Linked DNA regions of Homo sapiens: region 2 is linked to region 1. A link is a contact called in ENCODE Hi-C or POLR2A ChIA-PET data. All regions are on one chromosome and are shown on one strand. The core of a region is the stretch at or near the end of the contact, and the rest is flanking DNA. Distances in the headings are between cores, read along the strand shown. Region 1 holds the start of ESR2 (estrogen receptor 2). Region 2 overlaps MTHFD1 (methylenetetrahydrofolate dehydrogenase, cyclohydrolase and formyltetrahydrofolate synthetase 1).

Evidence for each region. A loop is a pair of places that touch in the nucleus more often than their neighbours do. ChIA-PET counts read pairs that join two places held with the same protein, here RNA polymerase II (POLR2A). Pooled maps may share reads with other maps.
Region 2: a loop to region 1 is called in a pooled map, with 2.2 times the contacts of the local background. The contact joins the enhancer-like site here to the promoter of ESR2 in region 1. A Hi-C loop is called at or near these places in 1 of 50 pooled maps. POLR2A ChIA-PET finds 5 or more read pairs at or near these places in 3 of 52 experiments (CD4-positive, alpha-beta T cell, GM12878 and activated T-cell).

Annotation. Positions count from the first base shown.
Region 1 is chr14:64,291,136-64,296,147 of GRCh38, forward strand. ESR2 (estrogen receptor 2) reads right to left here and starts at 3,236. Exons shown (of 9, transcript NM_001437.3): 1 at 2,898-3,236.
Region 2 is chr14:64,442,259-64,447,501 of GRCh38, forward strand. MTHFD1 (methylenetetrahydrofolate dehydrogenase, cyclohydrolase and formyltetrahydrofolate synthetase 1) reads left to right here. Exons shown (of 28, transcript NM_005956.4): 21 at 5-144; 22 at 2,435-2,476. Among named protein-coding and RNA genes, the nearest start is that of AKAP5, 21 kb to the right of the region's middle. RefSeq lists an enhancer at 3,330-3,379. Within about 2 kb of position 3,438, at least 14 of the 41 ENCODE cell types and tissues checked have a DNase peak (open chromatin) inside an H3K27ac peak, as active enhancers do; they include CD4-positive, alpha-beta T cell and GM12878, where a contact is called at or near this core.

The DNA.
Region 1 (5,012 bases), core at 1,986-4,485:
CAAGATGACACAGCCAATCCAGAAGTTAGGCTGAATGCACTCAACTCCCCTTCCAGGCCTGGGTTTGACAGTAGAACACACAACAATTTACTAACAAAATGCTGCAGTCTGGCTTTGAGGAAACATATACAAGTCCAGCAATCTATCTTTCTAGGTCACCCTAACTCTCCTGCCCTCTCTCAAGTACACCCACACAAAGATTCTCCACTAAAAGCCCTTCATTTTCAAGACCTGTCATAATTCCAGCTAGGAAGGCCAACTATCCAGTTTGCTAGCTCCTCATAAACTTGCCACTCTGCATATCCTAGTTACTACCACTGTAACTGGGTATGCAAGGTAAGTTACATATTTAAAATACAGGCTGTTTTTCATAGAACAAAGGAAAAAGGAAAAAGACATCAATTTTATATATATATATGTTAGCAGTACCTACCAATAACAGGCTCCTAACTGTATACTGAATTGAATACTGTGTTAAACAGTGAAAAATATTAGTTTACAAAAGGTTATACATCTCCACCCTGCAGGAAAATCTAGACTTCAAGACATGAGCACAGAAATTTAAAAATCCTGACATCTACAAATAAGTTGGACACAGACCTAAGCCCCTATGAAGATAAATATTTTACCTTCAGCAATTGTAATCACTCTGCATTTTAAATGTCTTCAATTTGTCATTTTCAATCCCTGTTTTGCTTCTCACTATTTGATAATATGCAATTTCAGGTAGCTTTCTTAATCTCAGGTATAATGAAAAGTAGTTTTTTTTTTAATAAAGAAGTTTTAAAATTCAAAGATTATAAAAGAATGATGCATTCTATTAATATGATATAAATAACTTTTAATGGCCTTGTATTTCAATTCAGGATAACTAATGATATATGCCATAACCAAAGGCTTAAACCACAATAGAATCTAAATCTGCTAAGAACTAAATCTATTAGCCCTATATGAATTTAACACTTAGTCCAAGTCTCAAGTTTCCCATTTGCAAATAGCATTGTCTTTGCCTTGATTTATCCCAAGGTACTAGAATTAAAAATAGCACAAACTGACTCATCCTATAAAAAGGGAAAAACAGGTTTTTCTTTCAAAAGAAGTAAAGGAAAATATGTCTAAGTAAAAACGTACTAAAGAGCAAAACCACATAATCATTATGTAGTTTTGATCAGTGATTTTCAGGGGCAGTGGGGTAGGTAGAGGTACAAAGGGGACTTTTGGGGTAATGGAACTGTTCTGTGTCATGTGTGCGGTGCTGGTTACATGACTGTGCATCTGTCAGAATTCATAGAGGTACATTTACAGAGGCTAAATTTTACTGTATGTAAATTATACTGCTGTAGCCTAATTTTTTTAAAGTGCTATTGCATATAAAACAATGTGCTAGACACTGAATTATGAAATCTAACGTTCAAGCATACAATTCTCAAGGTTTCTAGATGTATTATCAAAAACTTATCATTAAACACTTTGAGTTCAGCCTTCAGTATTTTATATTTTATCCATATTTATATTCTATAAAACGACTCAAAGCATCACCTAAAATTATCACATGAATTTTGAATTATTATGTGTTCAACATACACTTATAGAAAATTTCCTTCTTATTCTTAAAAGTGAACATATCAATATCTATTAAATGTTAATTATATGGTTATGAGTTGAATTTACTACTAAATTCTACCTTTTCTGAATTATAAATACATTAAGAAATGTAAACTGTGATTAGATTTATTCACATCCCTCAGAACACTACGAAATGTGTCCTAAACATGTTAATTGATTTCAGAAACTTCTATGTCTTGAGCAAGACTTAAGTGTTAACAAGCATCTGATGGCTTTTAAAATAAGAATGTTTCAGAAATTCATCTAAAAAAATGCTTGAACGTAAAATGCAATCCTACGGTGTATACTCTAATGCCTGTTGATGAACAGATCCTTATAGTTTCCTTCTTCTAGAACTCATATCAAAATACATTTTCTTCAGAAAAAATAGGAGTCAAAGATGTTAATCATGTTCTTTTCATAGTCACGTTACATTTGTTTTACAACACTCTCAGAAAAGCCTTTCCTTTCACATGTTCACTTTTTAAATTACAAACATGTTTCCCCTCACTAGACACCGAGTTACGAAACTTAGAGCAAAAGTAAAACTTTCTAATGGAATGCCCATGTAAATACTAGAAATATAACAAAATAAGGCAAAGTCTGTCCTCCAAAATGTTGCCTACCACACCAAAACACAATCCTGCTTTTTAAACAGCGAGTAAAATTAAATCAACCTTATCTTCCTAAATAGAAGTCCACTCAAAGTTTTTTCACAAAAATGACATTCACTTGACTTAATATTGTCCTTCCAATAAGAATAACACGCAGGGTGTTAGAGGGCAGTTGTTGGACTCCTCTTCAGCAAATAAAGGAGACCAGTTAGAGCTTAGCTTGGTCTGCCCAGGAAAGGAGGAACGCAGCTTGCTGACATGGCTAAGGAATGCCAATTAATACATTTTAAAACCCCTATCATCTTGCCTGAGACGTGTACATCTTCCCAGGCCCTCAAAGTTCAATCAGAAAGTGTATTCAACTCCATTGTCATTTCACCCATAGTGGGGAAGTCCATCGAGGAAAACCATAGGGAAATAAAATGTTTTTCAGTTATTCATATTAGCACAATCAACCCAGAGCTCACGGCACAAACTAAATAAGTTAACTTGCCAGTGTCTTGAATGAAGACATTTAATCAAAGCATGCATTTTCCAACTTTCCAGTAGCTTTCAGGACAGTTGGTTTTGGTGATCGTTTTTTGGTCTTTTATTGTTCTCAACACGACTGGTTTCTCACCGCAGGATTTCAAACAAAATGAGACAATTAAACCACACCTCGAGCGAAGGGGCGCTTACCTTGCAGATAAACACACCGGCCTTGCCTTCTCTAAAATGCGGACACGTGCTTTTCCCGCATTAGGGGGGGTCTCCCGGCGCGCGCCCCGCCGCCACCTGTTGAGGAAAGCGAGCGCACCTCCTGCAGCTCAGGCTCCGGGCGCCAGCCCTGCCCCGCAGCCCCAGAGCCCGTCGCAGCTCGGGTGGTCCCTCCCCGGCCCAGCGCTCGCCGCCTGCTCTTCGCCCTGCAAGTTTCAAGAGGCAGTTATTTCTCGCAGCCTCCGCGCTTGCAACTGCCTCCTGGCGGGGGAGTGGGTGTCCAAAAAGCCAGCAGCTGGAGAAACTGAAAAGATCACAAGCGACTTAACGATAAGCCCCTTCTTCCTTTTAAAGACCGAGAGGAGGGTAGAGGGGAGTAGTGCCTGAGCCCACGTGACCGAGCCAGGGAGCCCGACGGTCTCAGGAACGCCCGACGCCGCGCGTGACCTCTAAGTGGGAGCACCCTCGAACCGACTCCTGGTCCACCCACAAGGATAGTGGCGCACAGATGGCGCTCCCCGCAGCCCCAGTCTCAGATTTAAGAGGTCTGGAGTAGGGCCTGAGAATATGCATTTCCAACCAGGTCCTGGGGGATGCCGACACTGATACAGCCAGTCTGGGGACCACACTTCGAGGATCACGTCCTCAGCCCCTGACTCACATAAGTGTCATTCAGAACAGATGTCTGATTCTAAGGAGCCAGTGGTGAAACCAGAGAGGCTTTGGGTTTGTCAAATCCCCAGCAGCAAACGTAACCTCGGGCCCTGGAGTGGCAAAGCCGTGGACTAGAGGTGGAGGGAGTGGGTTCTCAGCTCTCAAGAGGTCACTGGGAAGGCCTTTCGCGTTAGATCAAAGATCCCAGGTACTTCCTCGAACTCACTTGAAGTGGCACCGGGGAGACCTGTGCCTCCGGCCACGGCGCCCTTCTCCGCTGGAGGCACCTGCCCACCCCTCTTCTCGGGCGAAGGCCCCTCGCGCCCCCTGGTGGCAGCCCCAGTTCCCCCAGCTTAATGGGGTGTTCCCCTCACCCACCCCAGCAGGAGCCCCAGGGTGCGAGACTAGGACCACAGTCTTAACTGGCTTTAAGGCAGCTGTTGCTGATGAAAATGAAAAGGAAAGTAGCATGTGACCCACAGGCCATTGTGAGAACCCCCCAGTGTCACATCTGTGCCTAATTAATCATCAAACCATCTACTCAGGTGGCATAAGGGACATGGTTTTTGAGGGTTGTGATCCAGATCTCTAATAGAGGAAGACGAGGGGGGGCATTTGGAGGGAAAGTTTTACAGTACCAGCCTCAGCTGTTTGGTGTTTAGCCAAAATAGAGAGACGCAAGTGTGCTCTGGGTTGATAAAGATGAGGTCCACAGGTAATGAAGACAGGCTCCAAAGATGGAGAAGCATCTGCTTCATCAGCTAAACAATAGCTGTGAAAAGTCTCCACTGCCCCACCCTAAGTCCAATTTTCATTAAAGCTGAGAGTCCTGGTTTCTCTCAGGTTGAAAGGCAGAGTCTCCCTGTCCTTGAGGCAGAGAAGTTAGTTTGGACGGGAAGAGTGTGTCGCTGGCAAATAACTGCAGCAGACAACATGCCAATCTCAGCCTCCCTGTCTCCTGTCCTGGGGTCTCTCAAAGTACCCAGTCCCCATATGCTCTTCCTCCTTGCCACCTTATGGAGAAAATGTTAAATGATGGTTTAAAAAAATCAGCTTCATGGCCAGGCATGGTGGCTCACACCTATAATCTCAGCACTTTGGGAGGCCGAGGCAGGTGGATCACGAGGTCAGGAGTTTGAGACCAGCCTGACCAACATGGTGAAACCTCGTCTCTACTAAAAATACAAAAATTGGCTGGACGTGGTGGCACATGCCAGTAATCCCAGCTACTCAGGAGGCTGAGGCAGGAGAATCGCTTGAACATGGGAGGCGGAGGTTGCAGTGAGCCAAGATCGCGCCACTGCATTCCAGCCTGGGCGACAGAGCGAGACTCTGTCTCAAAAAAAAAAAAAAAAAAAAAAATCAGCTTCATTTGGTGGTATATACTTGTTAACAAGATATCTCTGGAAATGGAAACCGTCATGAAGGAATTTCAACCATAAG
Region 2 (5,243 bases), core at 2,188-4,687, 150 kb after region 1:
ACAGTGACGGAAGCAGGATTTGGAGCAGACATTGGAATGGAAAAGTTTTTTAACATCAAATGCCGGTATTCCGGCCTCTGCCCCCACGTGGTGGTGCTTGTTGCCACTGTCAGGGCTCTCAAGATGCACGGGGGCGGCCCCACGGTGAGTGGTGGGTTGAAGTATCTGATTATCGGCAGTGTGCTGACGGCCAAAAGGAAGTTGGATGACTTCTGCCTGTTTCTTCATTGAGTTGCTCTTATCCTCGTGATTAACAGGCAGCAAAAGCAAGGGACGGGCAGACAGCCCTTGTGTTGGCTGCCTTATCACTCACAGGCACCGTCAGCGCTCAGCATTTTAAGAGGGCCAAAATCGGCTGCCTGGCCTACCTTTCGGAGGACATCTGACAATATCTAAACCCCTCCAAGGACGTGTACTCGGCTAGCCCCACAAAAAACTGTTTTACGTTCAGACTGTTCTTTTTAAATCTGCATCCCTCTGTATAGTGACACTGGCAACCAGCCAACCAAACCAGTTAGCTGAGACAGAGGTCAGCCCCTTCTTGAGTATACTGTTCATGCTGGACAGGGCCTCCACACCCTAGGGAGGGAGTGGGGGAGAGGAGAATGGCAGATCTGCCCAGGGCTGCCCTGGGTAACAGAGAAACAGGTGGAGACTGGCTCATCCTCACCTCCAGCCTGAATTTTGTATTTCTCTGAATTCCTACTGCTTAGAAATTCCTACTACTTTTTATCCTAGTATTTTAACACCTTTTCTTTAGGGCCTACATGAAAAGACATGGTGCTAGGTTTTCTGAAATCATTTGAAAAACTATTAAATTCCTGTCCACCAGGAGCTTGTATTATAACTTAGGAAATAAGGACTCCCTGGCCTACAGGATAAAAATCAAATTTGTTTTGGTCAGGGTTTGTCCTAATGTAGCAGTTCTCTGTTTTGGCCTCAGAACCTCTTTACACTCTTGACAGTTATTGAGAGCCTAAAAGAGTTTTTGTTCATATGGGTTATAGCTATTGATATTTACCATATTAGAAATTAAAACTGAGTTACATGTAAACATAAAGAACTTTGTAAACATGAAAATGCATTATCTTTTCCCAGCAAAATTTAGGCATTGTACATTTTTCAGATCTTCTCTGGGTCTGGCTTAATTGAAGACAGCACTTGATCTGTTGTGACATCACATGTCTCATAACCTTTGGAAAAGTCCATTATATGCTCAATGAGAGAATGATAATGAGAGTAAAAGGGCCATAAGATGTTACAGAATCTTATGGAAATAGTTTTGACTTCATGGACCCCTTCAAAGGATTGGGTCCCCGGAGCACACTGGGAATGCTGCCATAACAACCCCAGCACCCCTATCCAGTCTTAGTTATCCCTGAGTGCCAAAGGCACTCCCAACCCAGCACACTCCTTTCTGCTAGTAGCACAGGATAGACTCCCTTTTTTTTCCCAGTCACAACTAACATTCCTCTCTCTTACACCCCTCACTCACCCTCACACCATCACACCTCCTTTCCTTGCTTCCTCCTGACCTCACAGTCAGGATAATGTCCCATAATGCTGTGCATGGAGGGGAACATTTGCACATATGGCTCTGTCAAGAGAGTAGGCCTCCTGCTCTCATTAGCTTGCTGACGGGAAGCTACCTGTAAGGTCCTTGCTTCTTGCTCTGCCTCCACACAGCCCCTTCTGGAGTTGGAGCACATAGTCTCACTGCAATGGAAGAGGGCAGAGCTTCTTAATCACTATCCACTGCCCATGGTGGGGCCCATGAAATGGACACCTTCACCCATTTGCTCATTTCTGTGGATGCAGCAGGGCTGAGCCACGGCATAGATCAAGACTGGGGGCTGGGGGGCGGGGCGGGGAGGCACCAGACACCTCCATCCTTTAGATATACTCTACAAAAGAGAAAGAAAATCCTTCTGTATTGTTTTCCCTCTTGTTTGTATTGACCCTGCACCACGGTTCAGCTCCACCAATGCTAGGTTGGCACTGTGGACCAGTTCATGAAACCATGGCAGGGCTCATCACGGGCTCTATCGACAGACATCCCAGGGTGACTTCCGCAGGCCCGACCGCTTCCTCTTTCCCCACACTCCCCTTGACTTCCAACCCCACTGCTATGGCCTTCACTCGAGTCACTGCACCTGCTTGGTACACCCCTTTCCACCTCTCCTGCCATCGATCCGGTCCTTCTCACCTCCTTAATTCAGGTCATAGAGGTCTTCCACGCTGCCCAAAGCAGTCGATTTTGTTCTGTGCTGTGTGATTGGTCACATACCCTAAGTCCTTAGGGCAGGAAATAATCTTATACTACTGTACAGCCTGCAAGCATTGCAGCGTCTTGCCTTTAACACATGAAAAGCACCATTTTAAGCTAGGAGATTTAAATAGGAAATGCCTCTGACTCTGTTTCTTTTCCTTCCAGGTCACTGCTGGACTGCCTCTTCCCAAGGCTTACATACAGGAGGTAACCTGAGTTATTTCTCATCACGTGTCCTAGAAAGCACCACACCTTGAATCAGCATTTCTCCACCTGGCCCATGTGGAAATGAATGGGTTATTGCTGTGACCCAGGGTGCAGGGTGCCAAAAGGCCTGCAGTGTGCTGAGGAGTTATATTAAATGAGTAGATAGGGAAGATGTACCTCACAAAATAGAATTGTCCCACATAGGGTGTCAATAAGCCACTGCCCTAGACCAGTGGTTGATTCTCAACAGCTGATTTTGACCCCGGGGACATTTGGCAATGTCTAGAGACTTTTTTTATTATTACAACTGGAGGTGGGGAGTGCTACTGGAATCTAGTGGGTAGAAACTGGGGATGCTGGCTAAACATCCTTTAATGCACAGGACAGCCCCTACAACATTATCCAGCTCAAATGTCGGAGTGTGAGGCTGAGAAACCCTGTCCTAGACTAATAGCAGTTCCCTTCCATTGTCTTCCCTGCATTGGCTGGGTAAGTTCCAAATGCCATTCAGATCAGAAGCAAGTAGAGACCTTTTTTGAAATGGCTTCTCCTCTGCCGATTTAAATCCATATTAACGGGCCAAGATATATGGTCAGGATTCTGGTTGTTTTTCTAGACAAAGCTTCCTGGATATTTATAGCATCAAACAGGAGGCTAGAGAACAACTGTGAGCTCAAATCTTTTCATATTTATGTCATTTACCATCAAAGAAACATCTCTAAAGCCAGTTTGGGGTGGTTACAGGAAAGACAGGCCATCAGATAAGGTGGCAAGGTCACCTGCTGTCACTGCTAATTCAATTTTTCTGCCTTTTTGGAAGGCTTTTAAATTATCAAGCAATACAGGGTCACTGTTCAGGCCCCAAATGAAGTATTTCAAAACTGGCTAGAAAAAATTGCTGGTACCTTCAGTCTGCCTGTCTTCTGAGTTATGGTTTGCCTTTTATGGTCATTTGTCTGATTCACGCGTAGGAGGGGAATTCACAGTTCTGGCCCTCCTGCCACCCCACAGCCTTTCCTGTGTCTAATTACAGTGACTGCCCCTAGCTGGCCCAGCTGGTGTCTTCATTTAAGAAATTCTACTTATTTAAAACTGTTCTTGATCAGCGTTACATATTAATTGGTTTTCATGTGACTAGAGGTAAAGAATTAGCAGTGTTCTTTAGAAGCTCAAATAAATCATAATCTCAGTTTTCAATTATTAAAGGAAAAAAGCATAAATCACATTTATAATGAACCTAGTTGTTTTCCACCTTTTATCCTACCTATTTCTGCTTTTTTGGGATCAACAAACATTAGTGCTGGGTTTTGCTCGATGATTCAGTATATGTATTTTTATAGAAGACTCTTTTATTTTTAAAATATTTAATGTATTGTTAAGCCTACAATAGTAATATACCCTTTGTAAAAAATAATAATTAAACATTATAAGAATGTAATATATGTGAGTTGAGTCCCCTTAACAGTTCGGTGCATATTTCTCGACATTTAAAAATTTTTCATGAATTATATACATGTATTTTTGTGTTTGTCCTAAAATGGAATAATTAAGCTCTCCATGGTTTTGCACCTTTAGTACATCTTGGACAGGTTCCATGTTAACACAGATGGGTCTCACTTTCATAACATCTGCATGATAAATATTTATTGAGTGTATATGTCATAATTCATTGGCCCAGTCCCCCTTGGAGGAGGTTTATGTTTATAATTTTCCAATGCTACAAGCAGGGCTGCAGTAAACATACTTAAAGATACATTTCCTTAATTGCTTCCCTTTAGTTTGTAGTACTTGGTTTTTGGTGGGTTTTTTTGTTTTGTTTTGTTTTGAGATGGAGTCTGGCTCTATTACCCAGGCTGGAGTGCAGTGGTGTGATCTCGGCTCACTGCAAGCTCCGCCTCCTGGGTTCACACCATTCTCCTGCCTCAGCCTCCCAAGAAGCTGCGACTACAAGCACCCACCATCATGTCCGGCTAATTTTTTTGTATTTTTAGTTGAGACGGGGTTTCACCGTGTTAGCCAGGATGGTCTCGATCTCCTGACCTCGTGTTCCACCCGCCTCGGCCTCCCAAAGTGCTGGGATTACAGGCATGAGCCACCACGCCCAGCCGGTTTTTGGGGTTTTTTTTACAGACAGGGTCTCACTCTGTCACCTAGGCTGGACTGCAGAGGCGTGATCATAGCTGCAGCCTCTAACTCTTGGGCTTAAGCAGTCTCCCCGCTTCAACCTCCCAACTAGCTGGAAGAACAGGAACACGCCACCACACCAGGCTAATTTTTTAATTTTTTGTAGAGACGGGGTCTCCCTATGTTGCCCAGGCAGGCTGCTGTCGAACTCCTAGGTGCAAGTGATCCTCCGATCTCAGCCTCGCAAAGTACTGGGATTACAGGTGTGAGCTACCACATCCAGCTCAGTTCTTTTTTTTTTTTTTTTTTTTTTTTTGAGACAGAGTCTTGCTCTGTCACCAGGCTGGAGTGCAGTGGTGCAATTTCAACTCACTGCAACCTCCGCCTCTGGGGTTCAAGTGATTCTCCTCCCTCAGCCTCCCAAGCAGCTGGGACTACAGGTTCCTGCCACCACACCTAGTTAATTTTTATATTTTTAATAGATACGGGGTTTCACCATGTTGGCCAGTATAGTCTTAATCTCTTGACCTTGTGATCCACCTGCCTCGGCCCCCCAAAGTGCTGGGATGACAGGCATAAGCCACCAGGTCCGGCCCTTTTTTTTTTTTTTTTTTTAATTAACTTCTCAGTTGTAGAGATGGGG